2 separate regions of the Mus musculus genome follow, and region 2 is linked to region 1. A link is a loop called in an ENCODE intact Hi-C map of the cell type or tissue named here. Cell type or tissue: gastrocnemius. All regions are shown on one strand. Links, peaks and the distances in the headings refer to the core of each region. The heading gives the core; the rest is flanking DNA. Region 1 overlaps Gm36090 (a long non-coding RNA gene). Region 2 overlaps Stk4 (serine/threonine kinase 4).

The links. A loop is a pair of places that touch in the nucleus more often than their neighbours do. Peaks named below come from ENCODE experiments on the same cell type or tissue, not always from the same donor. Only the 100,000 strongest peaks of a DNase experiment are listed, where the experiment ranks them.
Region 2: it touches region 1 in a loop (4-fold over the local background); 5 of 42 quality-filtered maps call a loop at or near these places.

The regions. Positions count from the first base shown.
Region 1 is chr2:164,517,846-164,532,895 of GRCm38, reverse strand. It overlaps Gm36090 (a long non-coding RNA gene), which reads left to right. Exons shown (of 6, transcript XR_375205.4): 6 at 1-707. Among named protein-coding and RNA genes, the nearest start is that of Gm36090, 24 kb to the left of the region's middle. In gastrocnemius, for the core only: no CTCF peak of the experiment used is centred there; no DNase peak of the experiment used is centred there.
Region 2 is chr2:164,091,285-164,106,334 of GRCm38, reverse strand. It overlaps Stk4 (serine/threonine kinase 4), which reads right to left. Exons shown (of 11, transcript NM_021420.4): 6 at 9,429-9,596; 7 at 7,759-7,896; 8 at 6,510-6,638; 9 at 5,739-5,925. Among named protein-coding and RNA genes, the nearest start is that of Stk4, 25 kb to the right of the region's middle. In gastrocnemius, for the core only: no CTCF peak of the experiment used is centred there; a DNase peak (open chromatin) is centred at 7,291.

The DNA.
Region 1 (15,050 bases), core at 3,391-8,390:
AGGTCACAGACATCCTCCTCGACCACACCCTTGATTGCTCAGGCCAGAAAAGTCAACCATCACCCTCTGTCTTTTCTGTCCCTCGCCACCACGTGCCATCTACCAACTACCATCTATGTGCCATCTACTAGGAAAGCACCCCTAACTGTTCTCTGGTGAGCCAAGAATACTGTCTTCTTCCAGCTAATCAGTTGCCATGACCACTGCTGCCTGGGTGCCTCCCCCCACCCCCTTCATTCACTCTTGTCTTAGGGTTTCACTGTTGGGAACAGACAGCATGACCAAGGCAACTCTTTTTTTTTAAGACCTATTTATTATTATACATAAGTACACTATAGCTGACTTCAGACGCACCAGAAGAGGGCATCAGATCTTACTACGGATGGTTGTGAACCACCATGTGGTTGCTGGGATTTGAACTCAGAACCTTTGGAAGAGCAGTCAGTGCTCTAACCCGCTGAGCCATCTCTCCAGCCCCCCAAGGCAACTCTTATAAATTATGACAACATTTAATTGGGGCTGGCTTACAGGTTCAGAGGTTCAGTCCACTATCATCAAGGCAGGAACATAGTAGAATCCAGGCAGACATGGTGCAGGAGGAGCTGAGAGTTCTACATCTTCATCTGAAGGCTGGCTTTCAGGCAGCTAGGATGAGGGTCTTAAAGCCCACACCCACACTGACACACCTACACCAACGAGACCACACCCACTCCAACAGGACCACACCTTCTAATAGTGCCACTCCCTGAGCCAAGCTTATACAAACCATAGCAACTCCCAAGGGTCCTGACTCTTCCCCTGGTCTTAGGATAGCACCCCAAACCCTCAGCTTGCCCCACAGCTCAGTCCATCGCTTACAAGACTTGGGGCGTCCTGCCTCATCTCCCCACTTGAACCCACGTCTCTTACTTGAATCATCCTTGTGTTGTTTTGGCTCTCATCCACCACACTTGGTAACTCTCACTCACGCCTCAGAGCTCAGCTGAAACTTCTCTTTCTGGGGTCAGCCTTCCCAACTGCCACTATTGCCACCTGCACCCAAGCCAGGTCTCCTGTGGAATCTGCACCATAGCTGCATGCCCGTTCACCAGCAGTCAGCATGTTCATTGCCAACCACATGTTCAACATCTATAAGAACAAGCACTTCGTGAGAGAGGAAACTGTGTCTGGATCGTCTGCTACAAGTACTGATGATGTAATGCTTATGCTAATTATTCATATTAGCCTGCATTTTAGAAACTTGGTTTCTCAGCAAAAGAGAGGAAAAATAAGCTAGGGAGCTGCATCCGGTGCTAGAAGGCTTTCCTGACATGTGTAAAGTGTGGAAATCTATCCTCAGAATTGAAAAATAGTAAGACAGAAAGAAGAAAGAAGAGACAGAGGCAGGGAGGACAGAGGCAGGGAGGATAGAGGGAGGGAGGGTCCAAAACTAGCAGGCATCCAAAGAAACGTTTCATGTCATGGGGAAAAGTACCGGTAGACTGTGAGGGTACAGTTCCTTCTACTGCCACCAGAGGGCAGGCTTTTCAAGGCCTGGACCAAGTGAGGTTATCCTATAAGCAAAAGGCTGCAAGCATTCTCCCCAGAGAAGTCTGGAATCCATATTCAGAAGAGAGAATGTAGCATGCCTGATGTGTTGGGGAGGGGTCCCTTGACCTACTTCCAGGAAGTGACATAATAGAAAATAAACGTATTCATGTCTTTAGTGCAATAGACAACACATTGAGAAAATGCTAAGAGCTGAAGTGTGGGTTTTCAGAGTGGGAGCTTTGGCCTGCAGTATTCAGAGCACATCAGATCATAATCAACACAGACCTTTAGGATGCCCAAGCCTGTGAACTTCCTGAGGCCTATAACATGACATCAATGCTTTACAAAAAAGGAAACTGCTTCTGACAGGTGTGTCTTGCTCATCTTCCAGCTTGCATGAGAGACTAAGCCCAGGTTACAGCTATGGCAGGCTACCTCTCCACTCCTTCCTCCCGTCCCATCGCCACCTGGTAGTCCTTGCCTTCTGTTCTGAAGAACCCCCGGTTAAGACAGACCTAGCATTGGACACTTGCACCACAGCTGGAGAGTGAGCTCTCAGTCATCCTGTCTTCCTTCCACCAAAGGACAAAGACCTGGGTCTGTCAAATAGGTCTGGACTCTTCCTTCATCAGCTACTACGGACTGATGTGCATCTCCGTGCCCCTAAAAGGACATGGTGGAGTCCTGATCTATAGGACATCAATCAGAATGTGACCTTATTTAGAGAAAAGCATGTTACTGAACTAATCACATTACAATGAAATCATTACAGTGGACCCTAGTCGTATTCTTATACTGAGAGACAGACAAGGCACCTCTGTGAAGACACGGTTTATGTGGCTATGAGTCAGCAGACTTCGAAAAGCTAGGAGAGATTCCTGGAACACAGCTTTCCCTTACAATATGACAACTTTAACCGCCAACTTAATACAAACTAGAATCTCCTGGGGAGTCTTAATAAGAGATTTTCTACACTGGGTTGGCTGGTGGCCATGTCTGAAGAAGATTCTTTTGAGTTAATTATGTAAGAAGACCCCGCCCACTGTGGGCAGCACCATTCCCTAGGCAGGGAATCCCGGACTGTGAAAGAATGGAGAAAATCAAGCTCAGCACAAGCAGACAAACATGTGGCATGCATGCATTAATGCTGCTCCATTCTTGAGTGTGGCTGTGACTAGCTGCTACAAGATCCTGCGTCTCTTCTCACTCTGGCTTGCCCTACAGTGGTGAGCTTTAGCCTGGAGCTATACAATAAAATAAACCCTTTTGTCAGGGTATTTTTTATCACAGAGACAGAAATGAAACCAGTCGTGTGCAGGAAGGCACATGACTGTCTCAGCGTCTTCATCTAGGACTTTTGTGATCCAGAATCATTGGAGAACAAATTCCAATTGTTTAAGCCACTCCATTAATAGTACTTTGTCGTGGCAGCCCCAAGAAGTTTGTATACCAGCTTTGTTATGTCACCATGCCTCCACATATGCCTCTGTAAAATGGGAGCATTTACTCTTTGTAAAGCCTGCTGTGTGGTCAGTGAGGCTCTGGGTGAACTATTGTTCCCTTCTCCTTTAGAATACAGGAGAAGCCAAGTGCAGTCCCAGCCACTGGGGATGCTGAAACAAAAGCATTTCCTGAGCCCAGGAGTTTAAGCCCCGTCTGCATTGGAGAGACTTGAACCCTCTCCCTCGTTTAAGATTTTATTGACTTTATGTATATGAGTACACTGTAAATGTCTTCAGAAGAGGGCATCTGATCCTATTACAGATGGTTGTGAGCCACTGTGTAGTTGCTGGGAATTGAACTCAGGGCCTCTGGAAGAGCAGTCAGTGCTCTTAACCACTAAGCCATGTCTCCAGCCAGAGACTCTACCTCTTTTAAAAAAACAAACACTGGGATGAAACCAGAGTCCAAGCCAGGAATCAGGAATCATGAGGTAGTGGCGGCACTTGGGCAGTGGAGAGAGGAAGATCCGAAGTTCAAAAGGAGTCTCTGCTTCATGGTGAGTTCCAGGCCTGCGTGAGCTCAGTCTGCAGGTAGGAAAGGGGGAAGTGCCACCGTCTGTCTCAGAGAGGCACCTAGACCAACACTGGACATCACTGATGCTCAGAACTGGATGCCAGAAACTCCACCTTTGTCAACATGGGAAGGGCACAGATGGAGGACACAGGTGAGGATGAGACCTGGGGCTAACATTCTGGCTGCAACCCCAACACTGCAGCTAGCGCTGAGCAGAAAATAGGTGCTTATGCATGCATTTACAGCATGTGTATGAGTGTGAGAGAGAGTGTGTGCATGCTTGTGTGTGTGCGCTCACAAAAATAAAAGAGCATGTGCATTTAAGACAATGCTAGGGGAAAATGATTTTAAAAAGAAAAGAGCCACCCAGGAACTAAGGAGATGACTCTGGATAAAGTGCTTACTGTACAGGCATCAGAACTCAGGTTTGGACTCTCAGCACCCATGTAAAAGCATTGTGTGGGGTGTGTGCCTAGAGCCCAGGACCAGGAGTCAGCAGCAGACAGATCCCTGGGGCGTGCTGGCCTGCAACCTAGCTAGCCTAATTAGTGATCTTCCGGGTCAGTGAGGGCTCCAGTCTCTTTCCTGTTGCTGTGATGAAAGCACTCCGACCAAAGCCACTGAAGGAAGGAAAGCATTTATTTGGCTTTCACTTCCAGATTACAGCCAATCATTGAAGGAGTTTAGGGAAGGTGCTTGAAGCAGAAACCATGAAGGAACAAACTTGCTAAGTTGCTCAAAGGCTCATGTTCAGCTAGCTTTATTATATACCCCACGACCATCCGCCTAAGGACAGTACTGCCCGCAGTGGACCGGGCTCTCTGCCATCAACTAATAAGACAATCCTCTGTAGGTATACCCACAGAGCAATCTGATCTGGGCAATCCTGCAATTGAGAATCCCTTCCCAGATGACTCTAGACTGTGTCAAGTTTACAAAGCTAACTAGGACAGTGAGGGACTGTCTAAAAAGATAATGTGGAGAGGTGATTTTAAAAAAAAACATCCTGATTTCAGTGTCTGGTATCCACTTGCACCTGCATGGAGGAGGGCTGTACACACCAATGAGGAGTGCATGTACACTCACATGTATGGGGACACACACACACCTGCAGCATATGGTTCTTATTCCCATGGTGTGTTGAATACATGGATAAGACAACGTGAACCAAGTGAACTCTGGAGTGATCACCTGGAAAAAGTAGAAAATGGGGTCTGGATTGAAGGATGGTTTGAGAAGGAGATGGAAAAGGGCTGGACCTTGCAGAAGACAGCCACAGCACAGGCCTAGGGCCTTGTACTTCTGCATCTATGTCAGCACAGATGTCAAGGCCTCCACAAGAGAAAGGAATGTGTGACTATCATGCTCTTAGCCTGGACCCTGTATGCCTGGCAGATCAGTCTAGGACCTAGACCATCCCAGAAATGAGCAACTGTGGCCCTTGGAGCTGACATGGGAGAATCCAGAACTAGATCATAAAGACTTGGTAGCATGGCAGATCCCCTGTGCAGGGTCTCTGTTCCCATCAGTAAGGAAGGAGTGGGTGATGGCTCTGATGATGTCAGGAAGATAGCTGTGATCATGTCTGGGGCTCGCCTCCTGCCTGGCTGTCGCAGTGTATAGCTTCACAGGTCACAAGACCACTTCCTCATCCCAGACTGGAGAGCTTCACTTGATACCTGAGTGACAGCATGCAGGTGTGTACTGTGTATCTGGTTAGACTCCATCTCTCTTCCCAGACCTTCCCCTTCAGCCACTCCCAGCCTTAGTCTGTGTTCTGCTCCCCTAAACCCATTTTCCCCAAAAGTGGTCTTCCTTCTCTCTGCAACCTCCATATGCGAATATCTCACAGAGTCCGGAGTTGGCCTTGATGACGAATCTGGTCATGGGTTCCTGCGTGGACTCTAGGGGGCGTGTCCAGGCAGAAGGCAGCTGGTGAGCTGCAGGGATGCACTGTTTGCTCTCTCTCATGGATGTTTGCAAAATGAAATTCTGAAGAGCCCCCGCTTTCAGAGGAGAGAAAACACTCTGTCTCCTTCAATTTGGCTGTCTCCCTGGGGTAATGGAACATTGCGATGAAAGCCTCAAACCTTCTTCATGCTTCTTTACATCCTGCCTCTAGCTGCAGCTCAAAAAACTAAATAAAGACAGCTGACGAGCCTGCTCAGGGAATAGGAGAAAAGAGGCTTGCCACAAAGGCTGAACTGCCACAGTCTCCGATCCGCAGAGACAAGAACAACACGGACACCAAGGCGGGTTCACGCAGCAGCTTTTTCACTTCCAGCTCTCTCCCCCAGCAGCTTCTTCCCCCTGTCCTTCTTGCAGCAAGCGCCATTCTCCTATATTCGCAGCAACTGACCTCATCTCGCTCCACACCACCTCATCCAATCAGAATCACACATGCTCCAGGCACGAGCTCAGGTCAGTCACAGATAGGCTGACAGATCCGGGTCACGAGGAATATTCATGCTTTTTCACTGCGCATGCTTGGGCAAGGCAGTAAACATATGGGGTTCACCGGGCCTGGCAATGGGCCAGAGTGCCATCTTGGCCCATGCGGCCGCACCCGCTTCCCGCATCTCCCCCTTTTTGTTTTAGTAGTAGCTCTGGGATCAGCATCTGTCTTAGGTTGCCCCCATCTGTGCCACATCCTTACCTGTTATGGGAGTGACAAACTCACTTTCGCCATCCTGTCTTAGGTTGGTATGCGCACGTGAGGGTCTTACCTGTCATTGATTACTGATTCAGCATGTTGAGCCAACATTGGGGGGATGTTCCTGCTTCCAAGGCTGCCATAGCCTGCACTAAGCATATCAGCCCTGTGCCACCTTCGCATACGTGCCATCCACCAAAGCATTCCTACACACACAACAGTCAACAGGAACGCTCAAAAGGCCATCCCTCCCCAATTTTTTAAGAATCCCACAGTTCCCTGGATGATCTCCAGCCATTGCTTTGCAGTTGCAATCTCCACACAGGTGTTGTTCATGGCAACAATCGATGCTCGCAATTCCTTCATCTTTGTGTCGAGATCATGACTCCAATTTCCTAGCAGCATCGCACCAATTGCACGCAACAGATTTGCAGCTCTGGAAAATTCTGATACTGAACAGAGGTTACACACATTCCTGCCATATGAGTAATACAGGAAGCAAATACTAACTGCTCCAAAATATTCATCTGTTCCTGCAACCAATCCACTCTTTGATTAACCATAAGGATACCAGCTTTCAAATTTGTATTTCAGTGGAGCCAAAGCCCCAATTTCCTCTTTTCAGTCCACTTGAAGGGAAGCTAGCATGGTGACTAGGCAAAAGCAAAATTTGAGCAATTCTATCTCCCGGGGAAATGGCAGACATCTCTCTGGGGGAGGAAACCATGATCTTAACCTCTCCCTTATAGTCAGGATCAATGACACCAGGATGGATAATTAACCCCTTAATGGCTGCTGAACTACGTCCTAATAAGAGGCCAACTGTGTTTTTAGGCAAAGGACCCTTAAAGTCTGAAGCAATCATCTGCACACCCATTTCTGGGGTTAATATGAGTCTGGTGGTGGCGCAGATATCCAGTCCTGCACTTCCTGTTGTAGCTCTTCTGGGGACGCCCGTAGACGATTGCGCCGAGAAATGTGTTGAAGGTTCGGCCATGGTGTGGGAGTCTGCTGCATGGCCCCATATATTTGTGGGCCCTGAGGCTGGGGGCCCCGCACTCCGTTTTTTGGCCTAGCGCCTGTGGAGTGAGAAGTTAGGGGGTGACCATCTACATCCCACTTGGATTGACATTCTCTGGCCCAATGATTTCCTTTGCAACAGCGAGGACATAACTTGGGCTGCCGCACGCCTGTCTGAATCTCCTGTCTTCCTTTATTAGGATAGTCTCACTTGAAATGACCTGGCTGCCCGCAAGAAAAGCATCCCCCCTGCCGTCCACCCTGACGAGGAGTCTGCCTTTGAGCCTGAACTATAGCTGCCGCTAACCCCTGGTTGGTCAGTGGAGTGTCCACCACATCTCGGCAAACCTTTAGCCATACATCCAGTGGTTTGCTCCTATAAGGGTGTATGGCGTCTCTGCAGGGCTTAATGACCTGCTCATAGGCTAATTGCTTGACCAGTGGCATTGCAGCATCAACATCCGGAAATACTCTCCCGGATGTCTCCACTAGTCGTGCTAGGAAGTCTGCAAACTTCTCATTGGGTACCTGTATCACCTTAGACAAGCTGGCCCCAAGGTCTCCAGTGCCTGATAGCATCTTCCAAGCTCTAAGAGCACAGTTATTAATCTGCTCATAAACCTGTATAGGATAACCTGTTTGACTGTTGGCAAAATTCCCTTGCCCCATTAACATGTTTATATTCCAGGCTGCATTGGGAAGTCCAGGGGCAGCATTAGCCACAGCCTGCTCAATGGCATGCTCAATATAAGCAGTCTTCCATGTTAAATAACCTCCTCCCAAAAGAACGGCTTTGCAGAGGTTCTGCCAATCAAAAGATATCATACAGTACCGCTGTAGGGACTCAAGCTGAGTTACAGTAAAGGCAGCCTGGACCCCATAAGTCGAAACTGACTCCTTCAATCTTTGTACAACCTTCCAATCCAGGGGTTCATGATACCGTTGCCCCTGTTGGTCCTGAAATACTGGGAAGGCCCCCGCAAATGGCAGGCACATTTTTCCAGACGTTTACATGAAGACTACGCTTTCCCCTTTTGTCTCCCTCATCTTTATAGGGGAGAGGAGAAGGCAATGGAGGGGCTGATGGTTCGGGCGACCTACTGTGCCTCAAACTCCAGCGGAACATCCGACTATAGACATCACTGTCACCATCAGTCCCGTCGCTGTCACTAGTAGGCCCTTCAGAGCTAGATTCCTTTTTCTCTTTCTTATCTTTGTTTTGTTGTCTAAGCTGTTTAGGTTTTCGGCGGCTAGCCTGAGGTGCAATCTCCTTAGCCTCCTCAAGTGCAGCTGCTCCTTCCTCTATTTCAGCATTGTACTTTCCACTGGCATCCCTCAAGCACGCCCTGACCAAGTTCCAGATGACTAACATTTTTACTTTCATTTTAGTCGCAGTTGAACCCATATCATTTAAATTCCCTCTGTCTCTATATCTGAGATCCTTAGTGCTCCGTCCCCTTTTTTCCGGGGAACCTGTCAGGCCTATGCTTTCTTTACCTACCGCTGCTTACCAAAATTTCCTTACTGCTGCTTACCAAAATTTCCCCGTGCTGAAATTCCCTTTGTCTCTATATCTGAGATCCTTAATGCTTCGTCCCTCCCGCCCCACCCCCACCCCCGGGAACTTGACAGACCTGTGCTTTCTTTAATTCCCTTCGTCTGTATTCCTGAGAACCTTAATGCTCCATCCCCTTTTTTCTGGGAAGCCTGTCTTTACTTACCGCTGCTTACCAAGATTTCCTTACCGCTGCTCTTACCAAAATTTTCCTACCGCTGCTCTTACCAAAAACTTCAAAGGCTTCTTTACTTACCATTGTTGCTGACCAACACGATGAGTTCCCTGTACGGGCCACCACTTGCCACTGTCTCTGACCCACAGAGATAAGAACGACACAGACACCAAGGCGGGTTCACGCAGCAACTTCTTTACTTGGTGCTTTTCCCCTTACAGCTCTTTCCCCAGCAGCCTCTTCTACTCCTCCTTCTTGCAGCAAGGGCTATTCTCCTATACTCACGGCAACTGACCTCATCTTGCTCCACACCACCTCATCCAATCAGAATCACACACACACCAGGCACGAGCTCAGGTAGGTCACAGATAGGCTGACAGATCCGGATCACGAGGAATATGCATGCTTTTTCACTGCGCATGCTCAGGCAAGGCAGTAAACATGCGGGGTTCACGGGGTCTGGCAATGGGCCAGAGTGCCATCTTGGCCCATGCAGCCGCACCTGCTTCCCACACTGAACAACTTGGGCTTGACTCCCATGGCACACAGTGAAAGGAGAATGAATCTTCTGTAGCCTTTGCTACTTTATGGGTTCTTCTTTCTTTCACCCTTCACCCCTTTCCCACCCTTTCAACTCCTTAACACTAGAGGGGAGAGAAAACAGGATAGAAGAAAAAGGGTGTGATGTTACCATTAGACTACTTCCTGCTGATTGGGATGTGGAGTTCCTTGGAGGAAGTTTCATCCTTGCCCTCAGGATATCCGATTTCTTCTTTCTTTTTCTTTGTGTATGACTACTTAACAAACTGAGACCAACAACAACCATAAGCAACCAACCAACAACCCACCACCCCACCTACTGGGGCTCTAGAATTCCAAATATCACACAATTGCAGAAACTATCTACAGTTGGAAAAATTCTGCCCTTGCTAGAGCACGAGGCAAATCACAATCAGCTGCTGTGGACAGTCTGGAAAAAAAAAATTGCCACTACAACGTTCAGAGTTGTGCTTTACAATGCACATGCATTCACATTGCACAGGCATACACACGAGTGATAGGTTTTTAAAAAGCGAATAAGTACTTATAGAACACAGACATGACACAGCCTTAGCAGATCGATACTTTTAAAGGAACAGTTATTGCCTTGGGGAAATGGTTGCCATGAATTTTGAAGATGTCCTATTTTTGTAAGGACTGAAATCCATGCTTTTTATGAGATTGTGGCTTTGGGACTTCTGTCATCATTAGGTTCCACTTTTAAATAAAGTCACACCAAAGAAAACTGTTCCAGGCAGGTCCCTGGATTTAGAGTACCGAACCCCATTCTCAGCTTGCTCACTAGCTCCTTCCCACGGCTCCTGTAGTGCTGGGATTAAAGGCGTGTGCCACCATGCACGGCCAAAGGCTCCACCCCACAGCCCAAGGGCTCAGGAAGCAGCTGGAAACCGCCAGACTCTTCTAAGACTCTTCTCAGTCTCTGAGGTAGTGGCCGCCACACAGTTCTGCCGCCTTGGGTGATGAAAACTGAGCCACTGGCAAGCCAGATGCTTTTACGAGGTACCACTGTGAGTACCAGGGGCTAGTCTTAGTTTTGACTATTGAGTATTTAAAAGTTGGGGTTCCACAAGCCATCTCAGGTTGATAATCCCCTTGCTGAATTCAGGAAGGCACTTCGCTCAGTGTCTAGGTTACAATTAGAGGACACAACTCTAAAAGAGTCCAGATGTAGAGACGCACGGGGCAAGGGAGCTCCCACGGTGTCTCCAGGGAGCGCCTCCCTCCAACCACAGGGTTGTGTTTGCCAACCTGGAGGTTTTCCAAACCCACAAGCTAGGGGCTTTACTGAGGTTTTGTTACGTAGGTATGACTGCGTCCCTCATTGGCTATTGGTAATTGAACTCCATCTCAGGAGTCCAGGGCTTCTTTGGAGATTATGAAGGGCGGGGTTGAAATTGCTAAAGCTTTAACCACCTGTCTGCGGGTTTTCAGCAACCAGCCCACATCCGGAGGCTCTTCAGCTCCAGCTTTGAGTCATCTCATTAGCATATGCAAACCAGTAAATGCGGCGAGTCCCTGGAGAACCTTTCTGGGAACTGGTGACAGAGCTCGAATATTTGTTTTTCTTCTCTTTTGTTTTGTTTTATTTTCTATCATACCACAGTGAGGTTCAAGGGAGGGACTGCAGCCAGGGAAGGGCAGCGACAAAGAATACAGACAGCCTCGGATGGAAGCTGGGGGTCCTCCTAGGCTTTCTGAGGAGTGCTTGATTAGATAAACTTCTTAGAGTCCTGAAGTGTCCTTAGAGCTAAAACTTCTTGATTCTCCAGGAAAAGTCCAGGGAGAACCTGGAACTGGTGGTACACACTTAAGAGTCTCAGCCTTTGGGAGACTAAAGCAAGCAGGGTTGCAGGCCTCTCCAGCCTAGGCTACAGAGAAAGAATACACTTCAAAGTTAATTGATGGATGGGTTAAATATTTAAAAGTTTAAATATCCAGATAGAGCTTGACTCTCCCCAAGCTCTCCCCTTGCCTCCTGAGTCCAAGAAGCATCCTCGTTTCTATTATTCATTTCATTTATTTATTTTAATTAATTAATTTTTAATTTTACATCCCGATTTCAGCTTCCCCTCCTTCCCCTGTCTCCTACGAAACTCCCAGGAATCTATGGGGGTGGGGGGCTCATATCAATAGGGGATATGGAACCTGAAACAGCCATTTCCTGTAGCCACGCATGACTTCCACTGGATGGTGGGGACACCAACCCACCCACGAAACCTTTGGCCTACAGTTTGTCCTGCCTACAAGATGTGCATGGATAAAGAGTGAGCAGAGATTGCAGGATCAGCCCAGGAGAGAAGCACCCTTATTTTTCTGACCACAGAGGTGAGCCATGGGTTGCTGGTGTCACCCTTCCCGGCCACTAGGGTGAGCAAAAGGACAAGAACTGATGCAGCGTCAGAGCAGAAGCAAGCCTTGTTCCTGACCTGGCCAGGCTCTTGTGTGGCCAGAGGGCTGACAAGACTTTCCAAACTTAAGCTGAGGGGAACTGGTGTGACTGGGGAGGAGTGAGGAAGGAGAGGAGGCAGGGTCACATCTGTTGCCTGGCTCTTCATTGGCTCAGGCTTCTGGCTGCTGGGGTCAAAAGGCTCAGCAGAAGCACTTACTTCACAGATGTGTAAGAGTCCTCTGAGGTCTCTTTCCATGCAGGTTCTGACCTTGCAGATGTGGGCATGGAGGCACTTGCCTTTAATTCTAGCACTCGGGAGGCAGCAGCAGGCAGATCTCTGAGTTTAAGGTTAGCCTGGTCTACAGAGCAAGTTCCAAGACAGCCTGGGCTACATAAAGAAACCTTGTCTCAGGGGGAGGAAGAAGAGCAAGAGGAGAAGAAAGAAAGAAAGAAAGAAAGAAAGAAAGAAAGAAAGAAAGAAAGAAAGAAAGAAAGAAAGAAAGAAAGGAAGGAAGGAAGGAAGGAAGAAAGAAGGAAAGAAAGAGAAAGGAAAGAAAAGAAAGAAAGAGAGATAGAGAGAAGAAAAGAAGAAAGAAAGAAAGAAAGAAAGAAAGAAAGAAAGAAAGAAAGAAAGAAAGAAAGAAAGAAAGAAAGAAAGAAAGAAAGAAAATCTGGGCGTGGTGGTGCACGCCTTTAATCCCAGCACTCAGGAGGCAGAGGCAGAGGCAGGCAGATTTCTGAGTTTGAGGCCAGCCTGATCTACAAAGTGAGTTCCAGAACAGCTAGAGCTATACAGAGAAACCCTGTCTCGAAGAAAAAAAAAGGGAGAACGAAATAGAGAGAGAGAAAGGAAGAAAAAAGAAAGAAAGAAAGAAAGAAAGAAAGAAAGAAAGAAAGAAAGAAAGAGCGAGCAAGCTGGGCGGTGGTGGTGCACGCCTTTAATCCCAGCACTTGGGAGGCAGAGGCAGGTGTATTTCTGAGTTTGAGGCCAGCCTGGTCTACAGAGTGAGTTCTAGGACAGCCAGGACTACACAGAGAAACCCTGTCTCGAGAAACCAAAAAAAAAAAAAAAAAAAAAAAAGAAAGAAAGAAAGGAAGGAAGGAAGGAAGGAAGGAAGGAAGAAAATTACCTTATTATAGAGCCAACAATACAGATTTGGGATACCCCAAACTCCATGATCCAACTGTTACAAGGCAAGCCCACCAGAGACTACCATATGGACACTCTTTTTTAAAGATTTATTTTATGTATATGAGTACACTGTAGCTGTACTGATGGTTGTGAGCCACCATGTGGTTGCTGGGATTTGAACTCAGGACCTTCAGAAGAACAGTCAGTGCTCTTAATTGTTGAGCCATCCCTCCAGCCCCCATATGGACACTCTTAAAGCTGAAAAGTAGTCTTTATTGCTGGCTGGCAGCTGCACAAACCACTTGCCCAAACCATGCAGCCCGACTCTAACAGCCCTTGCTGGGTCTTTTATGCACAACATTACATCATCCAGGTTGTCACACTTCAGCCAGCCAGAAAGCAAGGTTAGTTCTTTTAGGGACTTTTCTGAACAATGAGCCAGGTCTTTGATGGATTAGGTCTTTGTTCCGACTTTGGCAGGTTTGGGAGGCCTATGTGCTAGGTTTTAAGATCAGTATGGCGCCTCTACTATGGTGTCAGTTGTGCTAAGTTCTGGGGGCCAGTCACAGAATGTGGTAACCGTCCGATGACGTTTTTATAGCAACAGAACAAACAAAGTCATAAATCAAAGCACTTGCAAAGGCATTGGTAAGAACACTAGGTAAGGGGGTCACGGCAAAGCAGGGGAAACCACATAGGCCTCAGATGCTATCAGCTGCCATTCTTTGCCCTTTGGTTGGTTGGAAGCTAAGGTAGAGATCTATTCATACATTCCAAAGGATTTACCTAATGGTCACAAAGTTGTTAAGTCATATGCAGAGGAGTATAATGAACGGCCATAAAGGGAGCAAAAAGATGCCCCAGGATAGCTTGATTCTGGACTCGCCACATTCCAACTGCTCCACATCACTGCGGCTCTGAGCAGCTCATCAGCCTTGCAGAAGGCTCCAAGGAACGTGCAGTTCTTTCCAGGAACTGTCATTCACAGTATTAAAAAAAAAAATGGTAGATAAGACAGCCCAAGTGGTCAGTCACAGTGGGGTTGCCACTGTGAGCTGAGCATTCTGGGTCACTCTGGGAAATGTAACTTCTTTCTCTTCTCCCAAAGTCTGGCCCTGCCTTCCTTGGGTTTCCTCGCTGTTTCTCTGAAGCTACCCCCCACCCCCACCTCCATCCAGGAGGTTGCTTTCAAGCCCTGTGATTTTTTTCTTTCCTCCATCTCCCTCCTCTGGGCAGCTGCCAAGGTTTACAGCTTGCTTGCCTGGTGTTCGTCTCAAACGCGAATAAAAATTGTCCTGGAGCTTTAGAAAGAAAGAGAAAAGACAGTCAAGTGGACCTGGAGTCTTGGCAGATTAGTGTCTTGGGGCCTGAGCCTCTGAGCTTACAAAATGGGGTTTATAAAAGCAACACTCACCCATCCCCACCCCCTGAATATTAAAACAGGTATTTGAGACTACAGAACACAGAGGGCTGCAGTTGAAAACGATAAATAATTCACAGCTCCCAAGAGAAAAGTTTGGATCTTACCGCAGGCCAACACAGCAAATCCCTCTTTTCTCTGCCGGCCTGATGAGGAAACCTAAGGCACAGAAAGCCAGCGCGGTTTTCAGAGCGGGGATACTTCCACCTCTTCCCTTAGCCTCAGAGCCGCCAACCAACCTGCTTCGGATGGAAAGAATGAGGTGTCTACCAAAGTTGGGGAACCGAGGCTGCGGAGATGGGCTGCAGCCAGCTCAAGCACTCCTCTGATGGCAGAGGAGCCCCACTTGGTGCTGGTTGACAGCCTCTGGTCCCCTCAGTGGGTCCTGCAAAGCCTGAGGGGACTGCCATTCCCCAGTCTGACCAGGAGGGGGCGACAAACCCCACCCCGCATTAGAAAGCCCCGTGAGGAGATTGTAACTTGCAGAGAGGAGAATCCACCCAGCCTCTTAGGTCCTGACTGTTTAGTGGGCTTCCTGTGAATCTTATTGGACGACATTACACACACACACACACACACACACACACACACACACACAC
Region 2 (15,050 bases), core at 4,363-9,362, 430 kb after region 1:
ACAGTCTAAGCTACAGTCAGACTCTCTAAAGCTACAGTCAGACTCTCTAAGGCTACAGTCAGACTCTCTAGCCTAAGGAAGGACTGCTGATTCGGCTGCAATCAGACTCAGGATTAAGATGCTAGAGGGACTTTCCCTGAGGTGAACAGGACAAGAACAGGCACCACTATTCAAACTGTAGTAGAGATCTGAGTGAACCAGAAAAAAAAGGGTCTATGGATCACAGGGGCAACACTGAGGTCATAATCCAGAGACAAGATCTTCTTCATAAAAAATAAAAAGGGAACTTACAGATTAGGAGTCTCATAGGAGATGAGTACAACAATCCACTGAAAACATCAACGCAACAGCCATAAAAGTACAACAAGAACCAAAGCCAACATAAAAACAAAAGACTTGGAACTGGTCCTAAAACCAAGATGAAGGCTGGAGGGACAGCCCAGCCAGTGAAGAGTGTGCCCTGCTCGTCTGAGGATTCTCTTGGTTCCTAGCACTTGTATCAAGTGACTTCCAAGCACCTGGAGCCCCAGCTCCAGGGGATACAAGTTACAAGCTTCCTGAGGTGTCTGCACTCAAGTGTACATACTCACGCATGGACACACAATTTTAAATACTAAAAAGAAAATATTTTTTAAAACAAATTAAAACAATCAAGTTGAACAACCCCTGAGGAATAACACCCAAGGTTGACCTCTGACCTACACATGAGCACACACGTGTACACAGACACACATGCTAAGGGTGCTTGTAGCTGCAGTGCTCATGAAGTTGAGGAAGAGGGATCAGAAGTTGACACCAGTTTGAGCTATATAAAAAGACCTCATCAAGATAGAGATGCCAGGCAGTGGCGCACGCCTTTAATCCCAGCACTCAGGAGGCAGAGGCAGGGGGATCTCTGTGAGTTTGAGGCCAGGCTGGTCTACAGAGCAAGCTCCAGGGCTATAGAGAGAAATCCTATCTAGGATCTCCCCAACAAAAACACAGACAGACAGACAGACAAATGCACACACACACACACATGCACACACACACACACACACATGCACACACAGAGATATAGAGCATGCCTGTGAATAAACTCAGTTTTCTAGAGATATGCTGGGTAAACCATGGAACCGTGTTTGCTGACAGAACTATGTATTCAAAGCAATCAAGTAAAATCCCAGTGGTATAACGCAAAATTGGCTTCACTGATCCTGAAACTGATACGAGATCATTGTAAAGAAATTCAAATAGCAATCTCTATTGGAAAAAAAAGGGGAAGGAGGGCAAGGAATCTATTTTAGAATAATGGTCACGGAATCCATGCAAAGGTGACTGGACCGTACAGCTGAATGTGACTACAGTTCATAATACAAAGAACAAGAAATTCATGATATATTAAAGAACATCTGTGGGCAGTAAGACTTTACAACTCTTTAAACATTTACTCTTTCAAGGTGTGTAGGTAAAAAGAAACTTCTTTTTTCTTTTTTTCTTTTTCTTTTTCAAGACAGTGTCGTTCTATGTAACCCTGCCTGTCCTGGAAACTGTTCTGTAGACCAGGATGTCCTTGAACTCAGAGACCAACCTGCCTCTGCCTCTCTAGTACTGGGATTAAAGGGGTGCACCATCACCACCCAGCAAAATTTCTTGAAGAACACAAAAATGATACTGTATAAGAAACCCTGGAACAGTGTGACATCAGGAGAAGGCCGGCTGCTAGGAATGACTGCAACAGTCGGGCACAAGTCACAAGCTAGGGCCAAATAACCGCAATGCACAAACCAAAAGGGTCGATACCTACAATCCACAGCGGTTCTGCAGATCAGTAAAAGGCTATTCCGATTATCCTTCCTGTATAAAACACGCAAGATTAAAGTGAGGGGCCATGCAGCTCAGTAGTGCACACGGCCAGGCAGGAAGCCCAGGGTTCCCGTCCCTGCACTTCCAAAACCAAAATCGGGATATATCAGGCAATGATGGTTATAAAGTATCTTTAACACTTGTTTGTCTACATATTGTAGCTTTCCCCATATCAGTTCTGTTTGTGAGTTGTTTTGTTTTGAAGTGCTATCCCACTGTTTGGTTGGGACCCCTTAACTGGTGACACTTAAAAAGCTATGTGTGGCACTGTGCTCAGGATCGACAAAACCAATTCCAACTAAAGTCTACTAAACCTGAGACGAAGAGGCTGTGCTGAAGTGCTTCAGCTCTGCCAAGTATCCAACCTCCTCACTAAACGATATGAAGGCCATGCCCCAGTGTTGCTGCGGTAACTCAAGACAGCCTTAAAGGTGAGGGCTAACAGCAGTTAACAGCACCGGTTGCTCTTCTTGAGGACCGAGGTCCAACTCTCAGTACCTACAGCTCACGGTAACTCTGGTTCAAAGAGATTCAATAACCTCTTTTGGTCCCTGCAGGCACGAGCCACGTGTGTGCTTAGACATACATATGGACAAAACACTCAAACACATAAAATAAAATAAAATAAAATAAAATAAAATAAAATAAAATAAAATAAAATAAAATCTTAAGTATAAATAAATAATAGTCTTGATCCAAAATAAATGCTATCATGGAAAGGGTGTCGGTGAATTTGAATGGGAACGCAATTTCAATCCATATCCTATCGCGGAGCTCCCTCTGCTGGCACAGTGGGAGCACAACAAGTTCAATGCTGACAACTCACAAGGGCATTTTATCTTCACCACTAAGACCAGGAGTTCCTTTAGAGAACCCTGAACATAGTCTACAAACAGCAAGAATGACCAATGTGTTTTTACACAAGTAATGACTAGTTAATGTCAATTCCCCTTCAGATTTCAGCTAAGGCTGGACTGTACCTAATATTTTTATATATGCAATAGTCTACACTAGCATGTCTGGGAAAATTCATAAATTTTATCTTTAATTATTTCCTTGGGCCTAGTTCCTAATAAAGGAATTTACCAGGTCACAGGTTTGATCTTTTCTTTGGGGGGTTGTTTTTAATTATGTGTATACAGCAAGGAGTCTCTTCATGTGTGAGAGGAAGTGTCTTCAAAGTCTCAAGAGGGCACTGGATCCTGTGAGCCTGGAGTTACAAGTGGTCATGAGTCACTGGGAACTGAACTCAGGTCCTCTGGAAGAAGGGCAATGTTCTTAACTGTGGGGCCATCTCTCAAGCCCAGATCTGAATTTTTTAAATGCTGATAAAGAATGCACTCCAGAAGTTTTATCAATTTGTTAATCTACCAATGTAACATTACCATTCTTTTCAGTCTCAGAGATAATTAATCTGAATCCCAAAACAAAGGGAATGATTTCCATCTCCAAGGTGAAGAGTAGAGACCCATGAGAACACTGCCCTGCCAATGTCTGCAGACACAGAAGCCCCTCCTCAGGAGTATCTCTACCTTCCTACGTGCTGCCAAGCTTGCTACGTTTCTGTAGGGAGCCCCAGGGACACGTTAAATTCCCTTTTACTATACTTTGGCAACACCCTGGGCCTACACCAATATTAGAACTCATGTCCTTCCCTGCACTTGATGGCACCTGGGACCAAGTCAGAGATACAACTGAGGTCAGTCTGTATGGGCATTTACAAAAAGGGCCGACTGAGAGAAGTCTCTCTGAGAGTGGATGGCACCATCTGACAGACAGCCCAGATACAGAGGGCTCTGAGGCAAAAAGAACAAGTCTTGCATGCCAGCCTGACTCTGCTCCTTGCTGGCACACCCATTCCTGTTGCTGCTACAGCTATTATCACTGCCATCCATCGCTGGCATTAGACTCCAGATTCTTGGTCTTCTATCATGGACTAAAGTCAAGTGACTCTCTGGGAATCTTCCAGGCCCTTAGAGCCAGACTGAGACTGCTGAAGATATCCAGTGTTGTGGATTGAGCAGCTCACAGGTTCTCAGCCTCTCCGAGCTGCAGCCAGCCACTGATGGCCCTTCCAGACCCTATGTTTAGGTTTAAAGCCCCAGGGCTCCTTGATCACCTTTTTTCCCTTCCCTTTAGCTGTGTCCTCTCCCTGGGATGAAACCCAGCCCCTCACACATGCTAGTCAAGTGTTCTGCCAGACAACAAACTTTCTGTCTGTGAAGGAACAGACAGCAGATAATTTAGGCCTTTGAGGCAACAGTTTTTAACAGGTACTCAACTCAGCCTTTTCAGTACAGAGGCAGCCAAAAGCAACAAAGGAATGGTTTATGGCTAGGTTCCAGTTGAGCCTTACTGCCCAAAGTAGGTGGCAGTCTAGCTTGGCCGAGACACTGGTTTGCTGATCCCTGGATTAGAAGAAAAGCCATAAATATTATAGGTACAGCTCAGCAGTAGACTGGCACACATGAAGCCATGATTTGATCCCTAGCATGGGGGTGGGGGGGTAGGTAGTTAAGGGGGGTGAAAAAAAAAACCTGATGACCAAGGAAACTCAGGCCTTTCAACGTATGCAAAGTTCAGGCTAACCTGAACCTCTATACCTCCGTTACTATTTTGTATCCTCCAACTGTTCCCTCTGTGACATGGCCTGTACCTCAGGTCGAGAGGAAAGGCGATCAGTAAAGAGCAGAGTGTGGGACTCTAAGCCAACTCGAGGAATGGAGCGAGTCACAGGCCAGCCAGGAAAGAGGGGAAGAACCCAGGTCTGTGGCACACACCTGATGTGGAAGACTGGAGCCTGAGGCTAGGGAACCACCTGATGTGTCATTAGAGAAAGAGACACATACAGAGGAGGAAGTGATCAGATAAACTAATCTATCAAGCAACAGAGAGAACCACCCAACTACTTCTCTTAGAAACCAGTCTCTCGCCAGGTGTGGTGGCGCACACCTTTAGTCCCAGCACTTGGGAGGCAGAGGCAGGCGGATTTCTGAGTTCGAGGCCAGCCTGGTCTACAAAGTGAGCTCTAGGACAGCCAGGGCTACACAGAGAAACCCTGTCTCGAAACCCCCCCCCCAAAAAAAGAAACCAGTCCCTCCCTCCACTAGACTCACAAAAAGAAGCCTCGGGCAGTGACTGCACCTCCCTGCGGCCTACTGCTCTCTTGCATTGTATTCTGACCTGCGCGTTGCCTAAATAAAATGGTCTTGCTACTCTGCACATAACTTTCTTTCCTCAAAACAATGACAAAACCTGGAAACACCAGGCCTAGACTCTGACCACAGGCAACAGCTTGAGCCCAGAAGTGAGAGGTGAGGCTGGGCAACATAAAAAGCATCAGTCTCCAGCAGCAGGAGCACCGGTTGGGGGCGGGGCTCACTGGTGCAGTGCTTACCTAGTGCTTACTGGTGAGGCTCAGGGACTTAATAACCAGCAAAGAAAGAAAGGGAGAGTGAAGGGAGGAAGGAAAGGAGGGGTCAGAGAAACATGGCAGGGAGGGGAGACAAGGAAAGAGGGAGAGGAAAAGGAAGAGATTTTCTGAAGACTTAACAGAACTTTTGCATCTGCTCAATTATCCCTGACTGGCTGTCAGTGAGCTTTGACTAACCAGACAGACACTAGCGTGAAAATACACTGAAAGTCTGCATCACAGCAGAGAGTACGTATGGCCTGCTCCAGGAGAACCCTCAATGAGAGCATTCAGACGAAGCTCCCAGCCTACTGCCAGCATTCTTCCTCCCCTGCCGCCTGCTCCTCACAGCCCTCCTACTGAGCGCCTCTCTCCCTCTAAGGGACGTAGCTAGGACAACACAACAGCAGACCCACAACTCAGACAGCAGGGGCTGCGAGACCCTGACACTGGATCAGTTAGTGTCTCCCCAGAGCCTCACTTTTCATGGTTCCTTCCTCTTCCTCGTCCTCCGTGTTGATCACCATGGTGCCCAGCTGGGACGGCAACGTGTCACCGTGCTCAATCATAGTATTGGCTCCTCCGCTCATCGTGCTGGCTACTCGGACAGTGCCCATCTCATCACCGGCAGCTCGAACCATCGTGCCGGAATCCATTTCATCCTCCTCCTGCGAAGGAGCAGAATCTCAAACTGGAGCTAACTGAACGTCCTGAGTCACGGTTACTCTCGGTGCAAACAGACCTGGATCTGACACCTCTGTACGTTGTGTTCCCACCTTAGAAGCTGAAAAGCACCTGTTTAACCAGAGATGGTCACCAAGTGACCCATGTGACACCTGCGTATCTCATCTAATGGAGCCTCCTCCTCCTCCCTTCTCTCTTGACTTCCAGCACAGATCTGGCCAAAAGCACCCTTGAATCTCAACGGTGCAGGTGACTCCAGAATACACTATGAGAATTTTAGAAGAGCTTGGATAAACAAAGTCTCAAAACTAGGGGATGTCTCTGTCTCTCACTGTCTCTTAAATAAATAGATAATCTGGATAAATGATACAGGGGAAATAACAAAATGTGTTTTAAGGAAACACTGAGCAAAGAGCAAGCATAGCCCCGGCAGCGGAGCCCAGCAGCACTGAATGAGATCCATCCGCACTCAACAAAGAGCTGACTACACCAGCTACTCAGCTGACCTCTGTGGCAAGCGAGACCTAAGAAGTACACACCCCTGACCCAGCAGAGAGCAGCCACTCACTGAGTTCTCCTCGTCGTCCTGGTCCACTTCCCGCTGCTGGGCTTCCTGGCGCTTCAGTTTCACATCCATGGCTTCGTTAATTAAGTCTCGCAATATTGACACTCCTTTGGCACTCTTAACAAACGGGTGCTTAAATAACAAAGTGGACAACAATGGACACGGTTTGCTTTGGTTTCTGGGCACAGGGTTTCTCTGTGTAGCCCTGGCTGTCCTGGAACTCCCTCTGCTGGTCCTGAACGTAGAGATCCACCTGCCTCCTGAGTGCTGGGATTAAAGGCCACCACTGCCACCACTGCCCGGCCACAATATTTACTTTAAAATAGTACATGGCACGTAATAAAAACCTGGCAGTATCTGTCATATAAATCAGTGGGTCTAATTTTTCTCTTCAAACCTGGGGCACAAAGCCACGCTTACTTCACGACTCTAAGAAGACAGATGACCATTTGGACCCGTGCCATTTCTCTCTGTCTCATCTAGAGGGTCTTTTGTCTTTATTTTACTGAGAGAGTCCATCTCCACTACCTCAGTCCCAGTGTCTAAATTCAGGTTGCAGGCCTGAGGCGGGCACCTTTACCCTCCAAGACATTTTACCCGACTCACCTTATGTGGAGCAACAACAATCCCTGGTAGTTACATCTAGGAATCTTTGCAGGAGTTACCTATATATCCAGACTTATTCTGAGAGCACCCATGTTTCCTCCTTGCAGGGACAGTACATCCCTGCCCCCATCAGCACCTGGGTAAGTGCCGCTTGCCAAGCCTTTGGAAGCACTCTCAGACTGAAAGGGAGCCTCAGCACATGAGAGGCTGCAGAGCAGAAGACTCCTTCATAAGCCTCTGGCATCCTCTCCTCCAGCCGCATTCGGTAATACACTTAGACGAGCAAGGCCGTTAGCAAGAGTAGCTCATGGCCTTGTGCTCTGCACTGGCACTAAGACCACTTCTTCCCAGGCTTACCAGACAAGCACACACCGCTTGAATCTAGTCTGGAGCTACTCCCACCCACTCCTCTGCCTGGTGACAGAAGTGTTTCTGAGCTTCTTACTGCTCTTCAGTCCAAACTCACGGGTGACGCACTTCCTTCCATCACTGCTCTGTTTTGCAAGTTAAGTATTGTCTATGGCCTTCCATCTCACCAGCTTTAAACCTCTCTCACAGACAGCGCAGAATGTCTTACTCCTCATTACTACTTCCAAGCAAGCGACTCAGCAGTGTGTGAGCGGCGTGGAGACGCGGCGGTGTGTACCTGTAGGAGCTGAGTGGCTGTGGCTCTCTGCTCCGGGCTTTTTACCAGACACTGCTTCACAAAATCCATGAAGTTGTCTGACCACAGCTCTGGCTTACGGAATGTGGGAGGAGGGTTTGTAGGAATCATGAATATTGCCTAGTTTAAAAAAAAAAAAAGAAAAAGATCAGGTAAAAGAAAGATGACAGACACTTCAATACAAACACCTACATTTGCTTGGTAAAATGATTTTATATATCTAAACACAAAGCATGTCTACATGGAGTACAGCAACCAGAGGCCTAACAAACACCTGTTCAGCGACCTCACAACTGATCAGAGGTCTAACAACTGTTCCCCTTCCCCTTGCTCACATGCAGGTATTCTAAACCATACAGTGTCAAAAAAAAGAGAATCCTTTCGCGTGTGTGTGTGTGTGTGTGTGTGTGTGTATGTGTGTAGGCTGAAGAGACTGTGGTACTAAGGATTAAAACACTGGGCCTGTGGATGCCAAGCAGGAGCTCTGCTACTAAGCTTTTTTCCATATGCTTAATTATCTCTCTGAAAAAAAACAAAATTATCTAGCTACTATAGGCTGCTATAAAATCAAGCACATTTAAATTCTCCTTCTCAAAGATCAAGGTTATCCCGTATTAGGGCTGGAGAGTGCTCACAGTTACTATCACACAGTGGTCTTGCAGAGGACCTGAGTTTGGTTCCCAGCATTCCTGTCGGGCAGTTTACACCGCTTGTAACTCCAGCTTCAGGAGATCTGACACCCTCTTCTGGCCTCCAAGGTAGCACACATTTAAAATAATAAATCTTTCTTTAAAAAACTCTTAATTGCTGGATTTTAAATGATGTAAATCCCATTTTATGAAAAACGAAACTGTTTCACATTAAATACTTTAAATTCTTTTTGGGTGGGGGAGGGGGAGTCTAAGACAGGGTTTCTCTGTGTAATCTTATCTACCCTGGAACTCGTTCTATAGACTAGCCTTTGCCTCTGAGTCTGAGGATTCACAAACCAAAAAAAGCATGAAAAAGATAATATATGAACCAAAATGGTGGTTAGTGATGTAAGTGCAAAAACAACCTGAAGAAAACACTGTCTGACACTGGTGACCCAATGGAAATCACAGAAAATGACTAAGTAGAAAGCCCATATATTTACAAAGCTAAAAATGTGGTTCCTTAACTTTTAAAAGATATATATACATATTGTATATAATTTGTAAGTCAGCCTATACATTTCTGTATTTTACAGCCTATATCCTTCAGGGAGACGGTCAAGCAGACACTCTAGAATGAAGAAAGGACCATATTCAATTATTTTTTTTTTTTAAAGATTTATTTATTTATTATATGTAAGTACACTGTAGCTGTCTTCAGACACTCCAGAAGAGGGAGTCAGATCTTGTTACAGATGGTTGTGAGCCACCATGTGGTTGCTGGGATTTGAACTCCGGACCTTTGGAAGAGCAGTCGGGTGCTCTTACCCACTGAGCCATCTCACCAGCCCTCAATTATTTTTTTACGACATCTAATGCCAGGGGAAGAATAACACCTACAGTATTTATCATTATAGAAAATTACTTCATTTCTTGTTTAGAATGTAACCAAGGAAGCTGCCACACCACTTTCTACTGCTAACCAGCAGCTAACCCCCCACGGGCTCTCTGCATCCTTACCCTCATTGGATGGATATCAGCATATGGGGGCTTTCCTTCAGCCATTTCTATGGCAGTTATTCCCAGAGACCAGATGTCTGCCACACAGTTGTACCCAATTTCCTGAATAACTTCAGGAGCCATCCAAAACGGGGTCCCTATTACTGTATTCCTCTTTGCCATGGTATCCTAAAAGGGAAAGGGGAGAGACCAACACAAAGCATGAAAACTACTGAGAAAAGGGAACAGTTTGAACAATTAAAAACTGCTGTGTTCACACCAAGTGGTAAAAGGTGGCGCGGATGTTTGAGACTAACCGGTTAATTTTTGCTTAGATTTCATTAAGGCTCCCTCCATAGGATGGAGCCCATTACTTATGCTGTCAATGAGTCCAAGGATCTGAGACTAACTAGGTCATCAGCCCTAAGGGACACTTGCTTCTTTTATTCTGCTAAATGACACAGCAATAAAACAACTCCTCGGGCTGGCGAGATGGCTCAGCGGGTAAGAGCACTGACTGCTCTCCCGAAGGTCCAGTGTTCTATTCCCAGCAACCACATGGTGGCTCACAACCATCCATAATGAGATCTGATGCTCTCTTCTGTTGCGTCTCTAAGACAGCTACAGTGTACTTATGGATAATAATAAATAAATTTTTGGGCCAGAGTGAGCAGGGCTGACCGGAGGGAGCGAGGTCCTAAAATTCAATTTCCAACAACCACATGATGGCTCACAACCATCTGTACAGCTTCAGTGTACTCACATACATAAAATAAATAATAAATAAATCTTTAAAATAAATAAATAAAACTCCTCATGACACATTGCTACACCCGTAGATCAACCATTACCAGAGAAGTTTCTGCAAGTAACAGAGACCCACCACAACTGGACAACATGCAGAAAGTTGGGACAATGTCCCACCCCCAGCCAAGAAGCCATTTGCAATTGATGGCTGCTGGGAGAAGGAAAGTCTGTTTCCTTCAACAGTGTCACTGAGAACAACATCCCGACTCCAGGGTGGGCCTCAGGCTCTGGAGGAGCTGGCCAATGCAAGCTGGACTCCCTGGTTCTTAACAGAAACAAAAGCAAAACCAAAAAAATTAAATAACTAACAACAACAACAAACCCCATGTAGTGGGTGGGTGGGTGGGAGCTGTGGGAGAACCTGGAAAGGGGAAAAATATGATTAGAATATACTGTATAAAATTCTCAAGGAATAAATAAAAACATTTAAAAAAAACAGTGCCTTTATCTAGAAACAATACTCGAGGCATAATCAGATGAGTCACTAAAGAAAGTCAAATGGCGGGCTGGAGAGATGGCTCAGCGGTTGAGAGCACTGACTGCTCTTCCAGAGGTCCTGAGTTCAATTCCCAGCAACCACATGATGGCTCACAACCATCTATAATGGAATCTGATGCCCTCTTCTGGTGTGTCTGAAGACAGTTACCGTGTACTCATACATATAAAATAAATAAATAAATAAACAAATCTTAAAAAAAAAAAAAAAAAAAAAAGAAAGTCAAATGGCCAAGAACCATAAAGATTTTCAATTATTAAAATACAGTTATTAAAATTTTTTAAATTTAAACTAGTACTAATAAAAAACATACATGAAACATCTGATCACTGGAGTATGAGAAAGTACAACCTCACCAACTGGCAATATTTAGTAAACTTTTTTAAAATATCTATATCTCTCTAACCAAGTATCTTTCTAGACATTTACCTTACATGTGAGTACCCTAAACCATACACACAAAAGTAGAATGTTCAAGTGACTACCAAGCCAGGGACACCTCTACCTCAGCTACTCCAAAGGCCACCTGAACAACATAGCTCAAGATCAAGACAATGCTGCGGTACTCTGTCTCAATAATTAAGCACCTAACCTGAGTTACATAACAATAATAAAAATAATTTTTTAAGAAATCACCACACAGGTGCCTAACACTTGTAATCTGAGTCCTCAGGGAGCTGAGGTAAGAAGATCTCAGAGAATTCAAGGCCAGCCTGGACTGCACAGTGAGTTCCAGAATGGCAGGGAACCTAGAATGAAACCTAGTCTCAAAATCATAAATAAGTAAGACCAGCCTTTAATCTCAGCATCCAAGGCGGCAGAGGCAAACAGATCTTTGTGCATGCTTTCTAGGCCATTCTGATCTACATAGCAAGTTCCAGGCCAGCCAGGAATACCTAGTAAGACCCTGCTCAAAAAGAAAAATAAATATTACAATACATACGTATATACTGAAATACCATGTTAAAAATTCTCTCAAGAGGCAGGCAGAGTGAACATTCACCTACAGCCCACACACGAGAGACACAGCAAAAGGCTCTTAATTTTGAGGATAGACAGAACTAAATAGCAAACCTCTATTTCAAATGAAAACAGGTATGGAAAACGTGTAAGCTATTGCAACACCAAAAGAAATAGTTTACAAAATATTGAAGAATACAGCTTTATTTCTGTGAAAACAAAACAACAGTCAAGAGAATGCAACACCCAGTCAACAGAAACGCCAGGGCCGCACAAGAGCAGCCTGGAGTGATAAGCACTGTTAGGAACGGTCACAGCTAGAGGGCAGAGCTACTCAGATGTTTTCCTTCTTACACTCGGTAACACTCCCTTGGTTTATATGTGCAATTAGAAAAATCGTCTTAAAGCTGAGATATAAAAAATGGTCCCAAGGTTCCCCTGTGGTTTGAAGAAGGGTATATGGCACTTACTACACTAATAAGCAGGTAAACGCTTTCCCAGAATCTTGCTACAACTGATGCACAGTTAGGGAGAGGACTTCCAAACCCAGCAAAGATACAGACAAGTCTCCCATCCCTATTCCCATACTCCTGAAGTGCCTGTGACTTAGGTTATGTCAGTTAGGAGCAATGACAGATGGCACTTCTAAGCTAACCTCACACTGTCCACCAAATTTAAAACAACAACAACAAAGGAAACAACTTGGGCTTAATCATTTCCTTAGCAGAAACCTCAAACTTGCCAGCATGTTTTCAAATGGTGATACCCAGAGTTATTTTTACTAGATTATTTAAACCAGAAGTGGATAGCTACATAAAGGAAAGTGTTTTGAGAATTATGTAACCTGTGTATCCTAAACTCCAATTAGTTACAGAGTTATTAAGTACAACAGAGCAACAGAAAGCGTTAAACCCAAAAACTGGCTCATATAACTATATACGCACACAATCAAAAGCCCGTCAGCTCTCTATGCCACACAGACAATTTAACATGCTTTCAAACCAGTGTGAGAAGGACAGAATATCCCCAAACTACAAAGCACTGGCCAAGGGTGGTGGCACAAACCTTTAACCCCAGCATTTGGAGCTAGAGGCAGGCAGATCTCTCTGAGTTCAAGGCCACCTGGTCTATATCAAAGTTCTAGACCAGCCAGTACTATGTAATGATACCCTATCTCAGTGGAGGAGGAAGAGGAGGAGGAAGAGGAGGAAGAGGAAGAAAAAGAGGAGGAGGAAGAGGAGGAAGAGGAACAGAAACAAACTAAAACCTAGGTAGTCATGTATGAAACTCTAAACTTAAATTCCATCTAGGGCTGGTGAGATGGCTCAGTGGGTAAGAGCACTGACTGCTCTTCCGAAGGTCCTGAGTTCAAATCCCCGAACCACATGGTGGCTCACAACCATCTGTAATGAGATCTGACGCCCACTTCTGGTGTTTCTAAAGACAGCTACAGTGTACTTATGTATAATAATAAACAAATCTTTAAAAAAAATTCTATCTAATACTTTTACCAAAATAAGTTCAAATAAGGTAACTCTCAAATATAGAAAACAAAGCCCAGAAGAATACTGAAGTATAGATGAACTGGTATATGGTGCTGGAACAGAACACCAAAGATAAAAATCCAGAGAGAGATGGAGACAGATATTGATTTTCCTTAAAAAAAAAAAAAACTTTAGAAACTAAAGGACAAGCAGGCCGGCCAGCTCAGTGGTTAGGAACACTCCCTAGTCTTCTGGAGGACCTGAATTTGGCTCCCAACAACCATGTGGCTCCCAACCACCTATAACTCCAGCTCCAAAAGATCCAACACCCTCTTCTGGCTTTCCAAAGGCACTGCACCCAACACACAAAAATAAAACTTTAAAATACAAATTTGAGAGGGGTGTGTGTGTGTGTGTGTATGTATGTGAGAGAGAGAGAGAGAGAGACAGACAGACAGACAGACAGACAGACAGACAGAATGAATGAATAAACATGAATCTGAGATGGGGATAGAATATGAATCTAAGCCTGCCCAGCCGGTCCTTAGTTCACTCTTGTACTCTAAGCAGCCCTGACAGACGGAGGCTTCAAGACCAAGCTACACAGGGAATTCCAGGCCAGCCTTGGCTACAGGATGAGGCTGTGCCTAAAAGGGAGGGAAGGAACCCAGAGTGATGAGGCACACACTCTGCACCCGGGAGGCAGAAGCAGGGCCTCTGAGTTTGAGGTCAGCCTGGTTTACAGAGGCCAGAGAGGGCTACACAGTAAGAACTTGTCTTTTGAAAGTTAAAGGGTTTTTTGTTTTGTTTTTTTTTTTGGGGGGGGGGCCAATTATCCTAAGGACAAAAATCAAATACGCACTAAAAACTCCAGCTCCTGACGCTTACCACACATCCCCACCACACTGTGGCTGTAGGAACTTAAACAGCAAGGTCAGTGAGCACCCAGTGTGCAACAGCACACTCACACATGAAACCCAAGCTGCATCACACACTGAGTCTCACAGATAGCCGTGTGCTGCTAACCCAGGGGGCTGAGGCAGAGGGATGGAGTCTAACACCAGCCTGGGCTACAGAAGACCGTCTCCAAAACAGAAAAAGAAACTAATTGCAGATTTCTGCTAAAAGATGACAGACTGGACAAACACATCTTATTGTCACTTCTTGCCCAAACCATCTAAAAATGCAAAGCAGAGCCAGAAAATTCTGTAAGCTGGGAAGCAGATGGCAGCTGAACAGTGGAATGAGTCCTGAGGCAGTCACTGGGAAAACTAAGGAACAACCTAACTGCAACCCAAAGCCTTCCAAACGGCTTAGAGGCGGCTGGCATGATCAGATGCTACAAGTGGACATCAGAACAGCAATGCTGGCTTCAAAGACTCTACAGAAGGGTTTAGAAAGCAGGCATCTTGGCAAAGGCCTCGTATCCCAGCCTTCAGGAGGCTGAAGCAAGGGGACTAGGAGTTCCAAGCCAGCTAAAGCTATACTGCAAAATCCTCTCCCAAAAATAAAGAAATGTCTATACAGTAAGGACGGCTAGAGGAGTGCTCAGTGACACACAGCACTTCTTACTCTGTCACAGCACCTGCATTTGGTTCCCAACATCCCCATCAGGTGTCCACATCAGGTATCTGTAATTCCAACCCCACATGGATCTGACATCTAGAATGCTGGCATCTAACTCAGTGAAAGACAGGCTTGAAAGCCCATCTGCAGGGTTGGTGATATGGCACAGTGGTTAAGAGCATCGACTGCTCTTCCAAAGGTCCTGAGTTCAAATCCCAGCAACCACATGGTGGCTCACAACCATCCGTAACGAATCTGATGCTCTCTTCTGGAGTGTCTGAAGACAGCTACAGTGTACTTACATATAATAAATAAATAAACAAATATTTT